2 separate regions of the Homo sapiens genome follow, and region 2 is linked to region 1. Evidence: read pairs that join two places in POLR2A ChIA-PET (ENCODE). Cell type or tissue: K562. All regions are shown on one strand. Links, peaks and the distances in the headings refer to the core of each region. The heading gives the core; the rest is flanking DNA.

Region 1 (5,364 bases), core at 279-5,278:
CCCCAGGGACGCGAGGCCGTGCCAGGGGCAACAACAGGGGGAAATGGGATCCACGGGGGTGTGGGGCTGTGGGAGCAGCGGCTGTGTTGCGGGAGAGCCAAATCCAGGTAACTTCTTTCTTCCCACACCCATTTCTCCCTGTCATCTCTGTGCCCTCCTTTCCCACCGTGCACCACCACCTTTCTCTCCTTTCCTCCTCTCTGTGTGTCCTTCATCTCTCTCTGCCCCCCATTGCTTCTGCCCGTCTCCCTCCATTTCTCTTGATCTCATCCCTCTCTTCCCCCTTATTTTGTTCTCTCTCTTCCTATCTCTCTCTCTCTCCCCCTCATCTCTCTCTCTCCTCCCCCTTTCTCCTCCCCTCCCCTCCCCTCATTTCATCTCTGTATCCTGGTCTCTCCTCCCCACAGACGCGGCCCCCTCACCTTCACCACCCGCACGGTGCGCCAGGTCTTCCGACTAGAGGAGGGCGTGGCATCCGACGAGGAGGCAGAGGAAGCACAGCCTGGGTCTGGGCCATCCCCGGAGCCTGAGGGGTCCCCACCAGCCCACCCCCAGTGACCCTACCCTGTCCCCAGATGCACTAACAGATGGGGCCCAGCCCCCTTCCTCCCTGGACCCCACGGGCCCCTGTCCCAGGAACCCCGCCCTCTGACTTCTTGCCCTTTGGAAATGGTGCAGCACTCTGGCATTTATCACCCCCACCTGGGTCCCCTGCAACCTCCCATCAAAGGATGACCCCTAAACACAGAGGAGCGGGGCAGGCAGGGAGGCAATGACTGGAGCTACCTTGCTTGTTGGGGGACTGGGTACAGTTGGCAAGCTGTGTTTCCATCAGCTCCCTGTCCTCCTTTCTTCCCTCGTTATTGATCTATAGACATTAGGAAGGGAGTGAGACGGCTCCTCCACCATCCTCAGCCAGTGCAACCCATTCCCTCTGCTTCTCTCTCTCTCTCTCTCTCTCCCTCCCTCTCCTTCCCTACCCTCTCACCATCTTTCTTGGCCTCTCTGAGGGTCTCTCTGTGCATCTTTTTAGGAATCTCGCTCTCACTCTCTACGTAGCCACTCTCCTTCCCCCATTTCTGCGTCCACCCCTGAACTCCTGAGCGACAGAAGCCCCAGGCCTCCACCAGCCTTGAACCCTTGCAAAGGGGCAGGACAAGGGGACCCCTCTCACTCCTGCTGCTGCCCATGCTCTGCCCTCCCTTCTGGTTGCTCTGAGGGTTCGGAGCTTCCCTCTGGGACTAAAGGAGTGTCCTTTACCCTCCCAGCCTCCAGGCTCTGGCAGAAATAAACTCCAACCCGACTGGACCATCTCTGTGGCTGTGTGTGTTCCTGCAGGGGGTCTCTGATGGGGCAGGATGGGCACAGGCTGCTTCAGCCTGCTAGGGCAGCAGGTCAGGCAGCCTGCTGGTTAGAATGACACCTGCGTGGGTATACAGGGACATCCTGTGGATCAGGCGCTTCATAACTCCTTTCCTCCTGACTCCAGTGTATAATGGAAATATTCCCTGCATTATACAGATGAGGGAACAGTCTCAGAGCAGCAGCATCCCTCACTCCACGCCCCCAGTGAGTGCTAGAAGGGGTGTTGCACTCGGGCCAACTCTTAAGTTTTGCAAAATAAATGACAGGCCTGCTGCAGTGGCTCATACCTGTGATCCCAGTGCTTCGGGAGGCTGAGGTGGGAGGATCACTTGAGCCCAGGGGGTGGAGGCTGCAGTGAGCTATGATTGCATCACTGCACTGTAGCATGGGTGAAGAGTGAGATCCTGTCCCAAAAGCAAAACAAAACAAAAAGACAGCCGTGGTCGTTTGTGCTGCGTGCTGTGCTAAGCACACAGTTTATCTTAACCCTTACATAGCACTACAGGTAGAGATTTCATTGCACTCCAGTGCCTAGAACAGTGTCTGGCACACAGCAGGCATTCACTCAATATTTGCTGAATAACTAAGTGATGCCCCTCCCACCCTTTTAGAGTGGTGGAAACAGGCTCAGAGAGGCTGAGTGACTTGCCCAAGGACACACAGCTACTAAGAAGTTGAAACAGTTTGAACCCAGACAGTCTGGCCTCAGAGTCAGCACATATAGAGGCTGAGCCCTCAGCCCCTGACCCCACCTTGGGGACCCAGGTCTGTCTCTCTCGTGGGAACTAGGCACCCTCGTGTGGGGGCTCACGTTCGTCAGACTGAGTCCTCAGTGACTTTTCAGTTAGAGGTGTGGATCCCCATTTTTACTATCAGGGAAACTGAGGCAGGTGCTTGCCCTAAATAAGGTGCAAGCCGTGGAGCAGATGTCACGATCACCAAAGCCCATCCTCCCCTTTTTTAAAAAATTGAGAAAGGGTCTCACTCTGTCACCCAGGCTGGAGTGCGGTGGCACAATCATAGCTCCCTGCAGCCTCGACCTCCCAGGCTCAAGCGATCCTCTCGCCTCAGCCTCCAGAGTAGCTGGGACTACAGATGCCACCACACCTGGCTAATTTTATTTTATTTTTTGTAAAGACAGGGTCTCTCTTGTGTTGCCCAGCCTGGTCTTGAACTCCTGGCCTCAAGCGATCTTCCTGCGTCCTTGGCCTCCCAAAGTGCTTGGATTACTGGCCTGAGCCACTGTGCCCAGCAATAGGGCCCCACTCTAGAAGTCCCAATCCCTCTGTGCGCCCCAGCCGCAATCAGGAGACTTTCCGAACAGGCACACAGGAGGCCATTTTTAAATGAAAAGGAAACGTTTATTTTGGTGGGGAGTGAGGGTGGGTGGGAAGGGGGCATGACACTTTTTCTTTGGGGAGAGGGGGGTGACATGCGGCAGCTTCTGCATTGGGCGGTTCATGCACCCAGGGTGGGCGTGGGGGAGGCTTGGGGAAGGGGCCACGCCGACCCCTCCCTCCCTGCCCTGCGGGTGGGCTGAGAAGACCCGCCATTAGCACCAGAGTTGGACGATTTGCAGACCTCCCCTCCCCACACTGTCTCCGAACCCCGCCCCCATCCCTGAGAGCGCCCCCTCACCACTCCCCCCACCAGCGACAGGCTAGGCCCGCCCCGCCCACATTTGAGTGAGAGAAACTTATTGCTCTGTGTGTGTGTGTGTGTGTGTTGGGGAGGGTGAGCCGCGGAGCTCAGGAAGACCCCCCGCCATTCATTCCTCCCCAATCGCCCCGCCCCCTGGCCCGTGTCCGTGCGTTCCCGGAGCGCAGGAGGGGTGCGACATGCGTGTGGGGGGCGCGTCATGCAGCGCATGCGTGTAGGTGCAGGCACCCTGGCGGCCGGGGGGAAAAGGGGGAGCCGGACTTGGAAAGAGTCCCTTTAGCTCGCTCTCTCCCTCCCCGAATCCCACACTATTGACTTGGGGGATGGGGTGGGAGGGGAGGAGAATCACGTTTTGTAGAAGTTTATCATGATTGTGGTTATTTTGAAAAGCTGAACTCAAAAGCTGGGTACGTGTGGCGGACTGGCGAGCAGGGGGAGACGTTGGGAAGAGGTCAGTACCCTTTGGAAAAGACCCTCACCCCCTTTCCCCGCCTCCTTCGGCTTTCGTGAAGGTCAGGGGAAACGGGGGGGCTTGTTAAAGAAGTTGAACCCTTTGGCAATATAATCAGTCCCCACCCCGTACCCTGGTGTCTGGAGCCCCTAGCCCTTTGCCCCGCCCCCACCAAAACCCGCCCCACCCCTCACCCCTGCTTCACCAGGGTTTAGGGTCCGAGGGAAGGATGGGGGGGACTCAAAATGCCCCTTGCATAGGAATCGTTGCATCGAGAATCGTGCTCAGTGACGCCCCCCATCCACCCTCGGGTGGGGGGTTCCTGAGGCCGTGGGAGCAGAGGGAGGGAGGTGGCTAATTCCGTGGGACCCCGGCTCCAAAAGGGGGGTCCGCTAAAGAGTCTGGGACCGGTGTGGTCTCTGGGCTTGGGGGAGGTAGCGCATCCTTGAGCCAGGATAGGAGGTGGGAAATGATTTTCCACCCGCGAGCGTGACGCGGTGAGGACCGCTGGGGAAGGGGGGCTGGGATCCCAGCCGAGCTGGGTGTTGTCGGTTCCCAATCTTCTGATACTCCAGTGTTCCTCCCTTCGGGAACAGCCTCTGTGATCATCTGTGGACTACTTTAAATGGAAACACTCTTAACCTAAATAAACCGTGTCCTAGCCAAGCAGCGATGCCTGCACTTATCGGCTTCTGTACAAAATGCGTATTAGAGACAAAACTTTTAAAACAAGTGTTTGTCCTCATACTGCCTCAAACCTTAGCACACCACCAAAGGTACAAATACAACCCTCTGGGAAACACTGGTGTCTGTGAAGAGGGTACCTTTGGGGCACCATCTCAGGGAAGAGACTCAGGGTTAGGCGTAAGACAAAGAGGGTGCTTGGGGAGGGTCTGGTTCCCTGGAATTGCAGACAGGTTGCGCCTATCTTGGAAGTTCTAGCATCAAGGGAACCTGGGCTGGACAAGTCTGTTAGGGCTTTGGGGATATGGGTGCGGAACAGGCCTGAGGCTTTGGGGGTGTCCAAGAAATGTCAGTTGTGGGAAGGATTTGGAGCATCCCAAAGGCTGAATTTGAGCTGAAAAGAGCTGGGTCAAGTCTTGGAGGTTTGAGAAGTGCTGGGACGCAGTTCAGGGAATTTGGTGGGGGTGTTTGGGGTGGCAGGAGTGGGGAGGGAGGGTGGTTCAGGGAGCCTCTGTGTGCAGAGGTTAAGTCGCAGGAGTGTGTGGGGATTGGGAGATGTGGCGTGCCAGGGTCAGTCTCAGAATTCTGGGTGCAGGTCTCATGTCCTGGGAATGGAGGGAGATAGTCGGGGAATTTCGTGTGCTAGGGCCAGATCATCCCAGGAATTCTGGGATAGGAGGTCTGAGTCCATGCAGCAAGAATAGAGGCGAGCAGGTCCCTGGGGGAAGGGGCGGATGAGAGGGTGAAATTCACCAGAGGAATTCTCCTAAAGGCTGAGGGAGCAGGTCCAAAGCCCGCCCCGCCCTCCCACCACCTGAGCTCAACTCGGCCCCGCCCTCCCGCCACCTGAGCTCAACTCCGATCTGGGGCTTGGGTAACTGTTCCTCCTTCCCCTACACTGTTTCTAGTTTCTGGTTTGTTTTCTCCTAATCAACGCACAGGGTTGGTTGTCCTCCTGGGGTGAAGGATGGGAAGGCTGGAGACCTTAAAGGCCAGCCCGACCCCCGGGAGGTGCCACCCCCTTCCCAGAGTGCCTGCCCCTCAAACCCGCGCATGCGGCCCCTGGCGGCTTATTGCTGAGGTGGACTTGGAGTGGGGGCTCCAGGTTAGGGAAGGCATGCAGTGTGTGGGGGGAGGTGCCCCAAGATGTAACTGGCATAATTTGGACTTATTTACACAAGTTGATGGCAGGGGGATGTCCTATG
Region 2 (5,364 bases), core at 277-5,276, 77 kb before region 1:
GCCCTGCTCCCACTACCGGTTCCTGACCAACGGGCCGTCATCCTCTCCCGGCCAGGAGCGGGAACTCTTCCAGGAGACGCTGGAGTCGCTGCGGGTCCTGGGATTCAGCCACGAGGAAATCATCTGTGAGTGAGCCCCGTGGAGGCCAGGGGTAGGGGGGAACCCCACGGAGAGCTGGGGACCTGGCCATTCATGCCCCGATCTCTTTGAGCAAGTGTTTATTGAGCACCTACTGGGTGCAGGCACCGGGGCCAGAGCAGGGAATGAGGCTCACAGACATCTCTGCCTTGAGGAAGCTGACAAAATGAGAGCCCCCAACCAAGTCAATAAGGAATCACATGGCCTGTTAGTAGACTATGAGTGCAGCTGGGCGCAGTGGCTCATGCCTGTAATCCCAGCACTTTGGGAGTCCCAGGCAGGTGGATCATTTGAGGTCAGGAGTTCAAGACCAGCCTGGCCAATATGGTGAAACACCGTTTCTACTGAAAATACAAAAAAGTTAGCCAGGCGTGGTGGTGGGCACCTGTAATCCCAGCTACTCAGGAGGCTTAGGCAGGAGAATAGTTTGAACCCAGGAGGCGGAGGTTGCAGTGAGCTGAGATCGCACCACTGCACTGCAGCCTGGTCAACAGAGCGAGACTCTGTCTCAAAAAAAAAAAAAAAAAAAAAAACAAAAAGACCATGAGTGCCATGGAGAAAGATGGGGGAGGGAGGGGCACAGCTTTAAGCAGGGGCTCAGGGGAGGGTGGACTGAGATGGGGATGTTTGAACGAAGTCCTGAGGAAGTGAGGGAATGAGCACTGGAGATGTGGGGGAAGAGCATTCCTGGCAGAGGGAACAGCCTGTGCAAAGGCCCTGAGGCAGGAAAGGGGTGGCATATTTGAGGGATTGACACTTCTGGTGGTGGAGCTGCAGAGGGGTGGGGAGTCTCAAACGCCAGCCTAGGAGGTTGGGACTTTGTCCTGGGGTGCTGGGGAGCTGTGGGAGGGCTGGGAGCAGGGGTTGGACAAATTCAGCTCTGGGAGCAAGAAGACCCCTTGGGGGCCGTGTGAGAGACACACTGGAGTGGGTGGTGCTGAGACCAGAAGGAGGCTGCTGAGGCTCTAGGGAAGGCTCAGGACGCTGTCCCAGGGCTGCTCAGGTTGGCCCAGGCTGCGCGGCACTGGTTATTTGGTGTTAAATGCTCAGCTCATCACCCCCGTGTCAGGGTGCTGTGCCCACCCCCACTTTTTTTTTTCTTTTGAGAGGGAGTCTCACTCTGTTACCCAGGCTGGAATGCAGTGGTGTGATCTCAGCCCACTGCAACCTCTGCCTCCTGTGTTCAAGTAATTCTCCTGCCTCAGCCTCCCGAGTAACTGGGATTACAGGCGCCCGCCACCTCGCCTGGATAATTTTTGTATTTTTAGTAGACATGGGGTTTCACCATGTTGGCCAGGCTGGTCTCGAACCCCTGACATCAGGTGATCCACCCTCCTCGGCCTCTCAAAGTGCTGGGATTCCAGGCGTGAGCCGCTGCGCCCAGCCTGTGCCCCCACTTTTTTCACCAAACAGCATGTTTTGACAGCAGCTCTGTCTCAGTGCTGCATTAGTTTGCTTAGGCTAACAAAGTACCACAAACCTAGTGCCTAAAACAACAGAAATTGATTGTCTTGTGGTTCTGGAGGCCAGACGCCCGGGATCGTGGTGTTAGTGAGGGTGGTTCATCCCGGGAGAATCGGCTGCAGGTCTCTCCCTAGGCTCCTGGTGGTTTTCTGGCAATCTTCGGCGTTCCCTGGCTCATAGTCGCATCACCCGATCTCTGCTTTTGTGTTCACATGGCGGCTCCCTGTGTGTGCATCTGTGTCCAAAATTCCCCCTCCCCCCTCCCCCCGACCCCCCCGCCCCAACCTTTTTGTTTTTTTGAGACGGAGTCTTGCTGGAGTGCAAGTGGTGCAATCTCGGCTCACTGCAACCTCCACCTCCCGGGTTCAAGCGATTCTCCTGCCTCAGCCTCCCAAGTAGTTGGGATCACAGGCGTGTGTGCCACCACACCCGGCTAATTTTTTTGTACTTTTAGTAGAGACAGGGTTTCACTAAGTTGGCCAGGCTGGTCTCGAACTGCTGACTTCAAGTGATCCTCCCGCCTCCGCCTCCCAAAGTGCTGGGATTACAGGCATGAGCCACCGCACCTGGCCTCCTACCCTACACTGGTATGATTTTATCTTAACTCGTTACATCCGTAATGACCCTGTTTCCAATACTGTCACATTCTGAGGTCCTGGGGTTTAGATCCCCAACATGCTTTTTAGGAGGGGGTGGTGTAGACATGATTCAACCCGTAACAAGTACGTAGGTGGACCTCCGCCTTTTCAGAGGCTGCGTAATGTTTCATTGTTTGCGTGAACTATGATTCTTTTAACCAAGCCCTCCAAAGAAAGACCTTTAGGTGTTTCTGGGCTGAGCCAGGGCCGCCTCTGGGTCTGATTGTCTTCTGGTCTCTGGCGCTGTGGGAGGCCCCAGGAGCTATTGTTGGCTCCAGGGCCGGATTGGAAGTGCTGGAAATGGAGCGTAGCTTGGCTGTCTACCCAGGCTGCAAACAGCCGGGCCTCTTGTGGCCTATTGACACAGGGTCTTGGGCCTCTCCCACCCCCACCCCGCCGCATTTCCCAACCAGGGTTGCATAATTCCCCAGCCTGCATGACTCCGCAGCTGGGCAGCTGGCACACAAATTCAGACTGTGGCTGCAATGGGGACCTGGGCCTCCCAGCCTGTCCTCTTAGGTCCTGCCTGGCCTCTTGTCACCATGAGCTCATGTGACCCTCCTGGCAGCTGCCCTGCTGTGTGGCAGGCGCAGGCAGCAGCTCTGATTTTTGGAATTCAGAAATAAAAACTTTGCAGCAACCTATGCATGTAGTAACATAAACTGAATGTGGCTAAAGGTTGTACTGACAAAACCAAGCCTTCCCACTCTTCCCTGGCCCTAGTTTCCCACTGTTGAGCTTCTTGTATCTCCTTCCAGAAATATTTTAAGAATATAAGAAAAGACACATATTATTTGTCTATAGGAGGAGGCATTCTCTAACCCCACAGCTGATGTTCAGCTGTCAACATCACTGTGGTGATAAAAAAAATGTGAAGCAATTTCTCTATTGGTTCAAAAGTTCCGGCCAAGTGCAGTGGCTCACGCCTGTAATCCCAACAGTTTGGGAGGCCGACTGAGGTCAGGAGTTCGAGACCAGCCTGGCCAACATGGTGAAACCCCGTCTCTACTAAAAATACAAAAATTAGCCAGACATGGTGGTGGGCGCCTGTAGTCCCAGCTACTCAGGAGGCTGAGGCTAGAGAATTGCTTGAACCTGGGAGGCAGAGGTTGCAGTGAGCCAAGATCTCACCACTGCACTCCAGCTTGGAGCAGAGCGAGACTCCATCCAAAAAAAAAAAAAAAAGTTCCTGGATGTTGGTTGCTCCAGCTGGCCCCCCAGCTCCCTACCCTTCCACTAGAGACCCCCCTGGACCCTGGCCCAGCACTCTGGCCTAGGTTAGTCTGGGCCAGGCAGTGCTAGAGTTAAATACTCAGCTTGTCATTGGCTCACTCCTGTAATCCTAACACTTTGGGAGGCCGAGGTGGGAGAATCACTTGAGGCCAGGAGTTTGAGACCAGCCTGGGCAATATGGTGAGACCCTGTCTCTACTAAAAATTAAAAAAAAAAAAAATTAACCAGGTGTGGTGGTGCAAATCTGTAGTCCCAGCTACTTGGGAGGCTGAGGTGGGAGGATTAAGTCCAGGAGTAGGAGACTACAGTGAGCTATGATTGCACCACTGTACTCCAGGCTGGTGATAGAATGAGACCCCATCTCAAAACACCCCAAAACAAAGAAACAAATTACTCAGCTCATCATTCCCATGGAAGGATGCTCTGGACCCCCTCTCCACTGCCCTTTCCTACAGACTGGTATATTTTGGCCATAGTTGTGGTTCAAAATAGATGGACCTCATTCCTTTTTGCAGCTGCGTAAGGTTTTATTGTTTAAATAAACTATGATTCTTTCAGCCAATCCCTTGCAGATAGAGCCTTAGGTTGTTTCCATTCCATTACTATTGGAACAATTAAAAAAAAAAATGCTAAGCCAGCGCAGTGGCTCACGCCTGTAATCCCAGCACTTTCAGAGGCCAAAGCAGGCAGCTTGCTTGAGCTCAGGAGTTTGAGACCAGCCTGGGCAACATGATGCAACCTCGTCTTTACAAAAAACACAAAAAATTACCTGGGCGTGGTGGTGTGCGCCTTTACTCCCAGCTATTTGGGGGGCTGAGGTGGGAGGATCTCTTGAGCCCGGGAGGTGGAGGCTGCAGTGAACCGAGATCATGCCACTGCACTCCAGCCTGGGCGACAAAGTGAGACTCTGGGTCAAAAAGAAACAAGCTACCGTGAATATCCTTGTAAACAGGTTCTTGTGCTCTTGTGGAAACAGACCTGTAGGTTCAATTCTTAGAAACGAAATGCCAGCTGGGCGCGGTGGCTCACACCTGTAATCCCAGCACTTTGGGAGGCCGAGGCAGGCGGATCATGAGGTCAGAAGTTTGAGACCAGTCTGACCAACATGGTGAAACCCTGTCTCTACTAAAAATACAAAAATTAGCTGGGCGTGGTGGCACATGCCTGTAATCCCAGCTACTCGGGAGGTTGAGGCAGGAGAATCGCTTGAACCCGGGAGGCGGAGGTTGCAGTGAGCCAAGATTAAGCCACTGCACTCCAGCCTGGGTGTCAGAGCAAGACTCCATCTCAAAAAAAAAGAAAAAAAAGAAATGAAATGCCATTTCCAAGGAGACTTGTGATTCTTGTTTGCGTTCAGCATTAAAAAAATCGAACAGCTTTAAGATATAATTCACGTCACACCATTCACCTATTTAAACTGTGCAATTCCATAGCATTTTGTGTATTCATAGAGTTGTGCACCTATCATACAGTCACTTTTAGAACATTTTCAGTAGCCCAAGAAGATAACGCATACCCTTTAGCTGTCCCCCCAGGCCCTGTCCACAGCCTCTGGCAACCACTCTTCTGCTTTCGGTCTCTATGGACTTGCGTATTCTGGACATTTCATAGCAGTGAAATCATGCCGTATATGATCCTTTGTGACTGGCTGCTTTCTCTTGGCATCATTTTCAAGTTTCATCCACATTGTAGCATGCAGTAGGTTTCCTTCCTTTTTATTGCTGAATAATTTTTATTGTTATCTTCTTATCATGGAAAATTTCAAACATGTATGCAAACAGAGTGCAGAATGTAATGAATGCCCCACCACCACCAGCTGGCAGCTGTCACCAGCTCCATCAATGATGAACCGGTGACCTCTTGTGTTTCATCTCTCCCCAACCTCCCTACC

Evidence for each region. ChIA-PET counts read pairs that join two places held together with the same protein. Peaks named below come from ENCODE experiments on the same cell type or tissue, not always from the same donor. Only the 100,000 strongest peaks of a DNase experiment are listed, where the experiment ranks them.
Region 2: POLR2A ChIA-PET joins it to region 1 with 6 read pairs; 6 of 35 experiments call an interaction of 5 or more read pairs at or near these places.

The regions. Positions count from the first base shown.
Region 1 is chr19:50,309,233-50,314,596 of GRCh38, forward strand. It overlaps MYH14 (myosin heavy chain 14), which reads left to right. Exons shown (of 43, transcript NM_001145809.2): 43 at 408-1,308. The coding sequence ends at 558. KCNC3 (potassium voltage-gated channel subfamily C member 3) reads right to left here. Exons shown (of 5, transcript NM_004977.3): 5 at 2,705-5,364. Among named protein-coding and RNA genes, the nearest start is that of KCNC3, 17 kb to the right of the region's middle. RefSeq lists an enhancer at 3,873-4,401. In K562, for the core only: no CTCF peak of the experiment used is centred there; a DNase peak (open chromatin) is centred at 3,239; H3K4me3 peaks cover 1,143 bases; H3K27me3 peaks cover 1,762 bases.
Region 2 is chr19:50,231,946-50,237,309 of GRCh38, forward strand. MYH14 (myosin heavy chain 14) reads left to right here. Exons shown (of 43, transcript NM_001145809.2): 10 at 1-125. Among named protein-coding and RNA genes, the nearest start is that of MYH14, 31 kb to the left of the region's middle. In K562, for the core only: no CTCF peak of the experiment used is centred there; no DNase peak of the experiment used is centred there; H3K27me3 peaks cover 2,726 bases.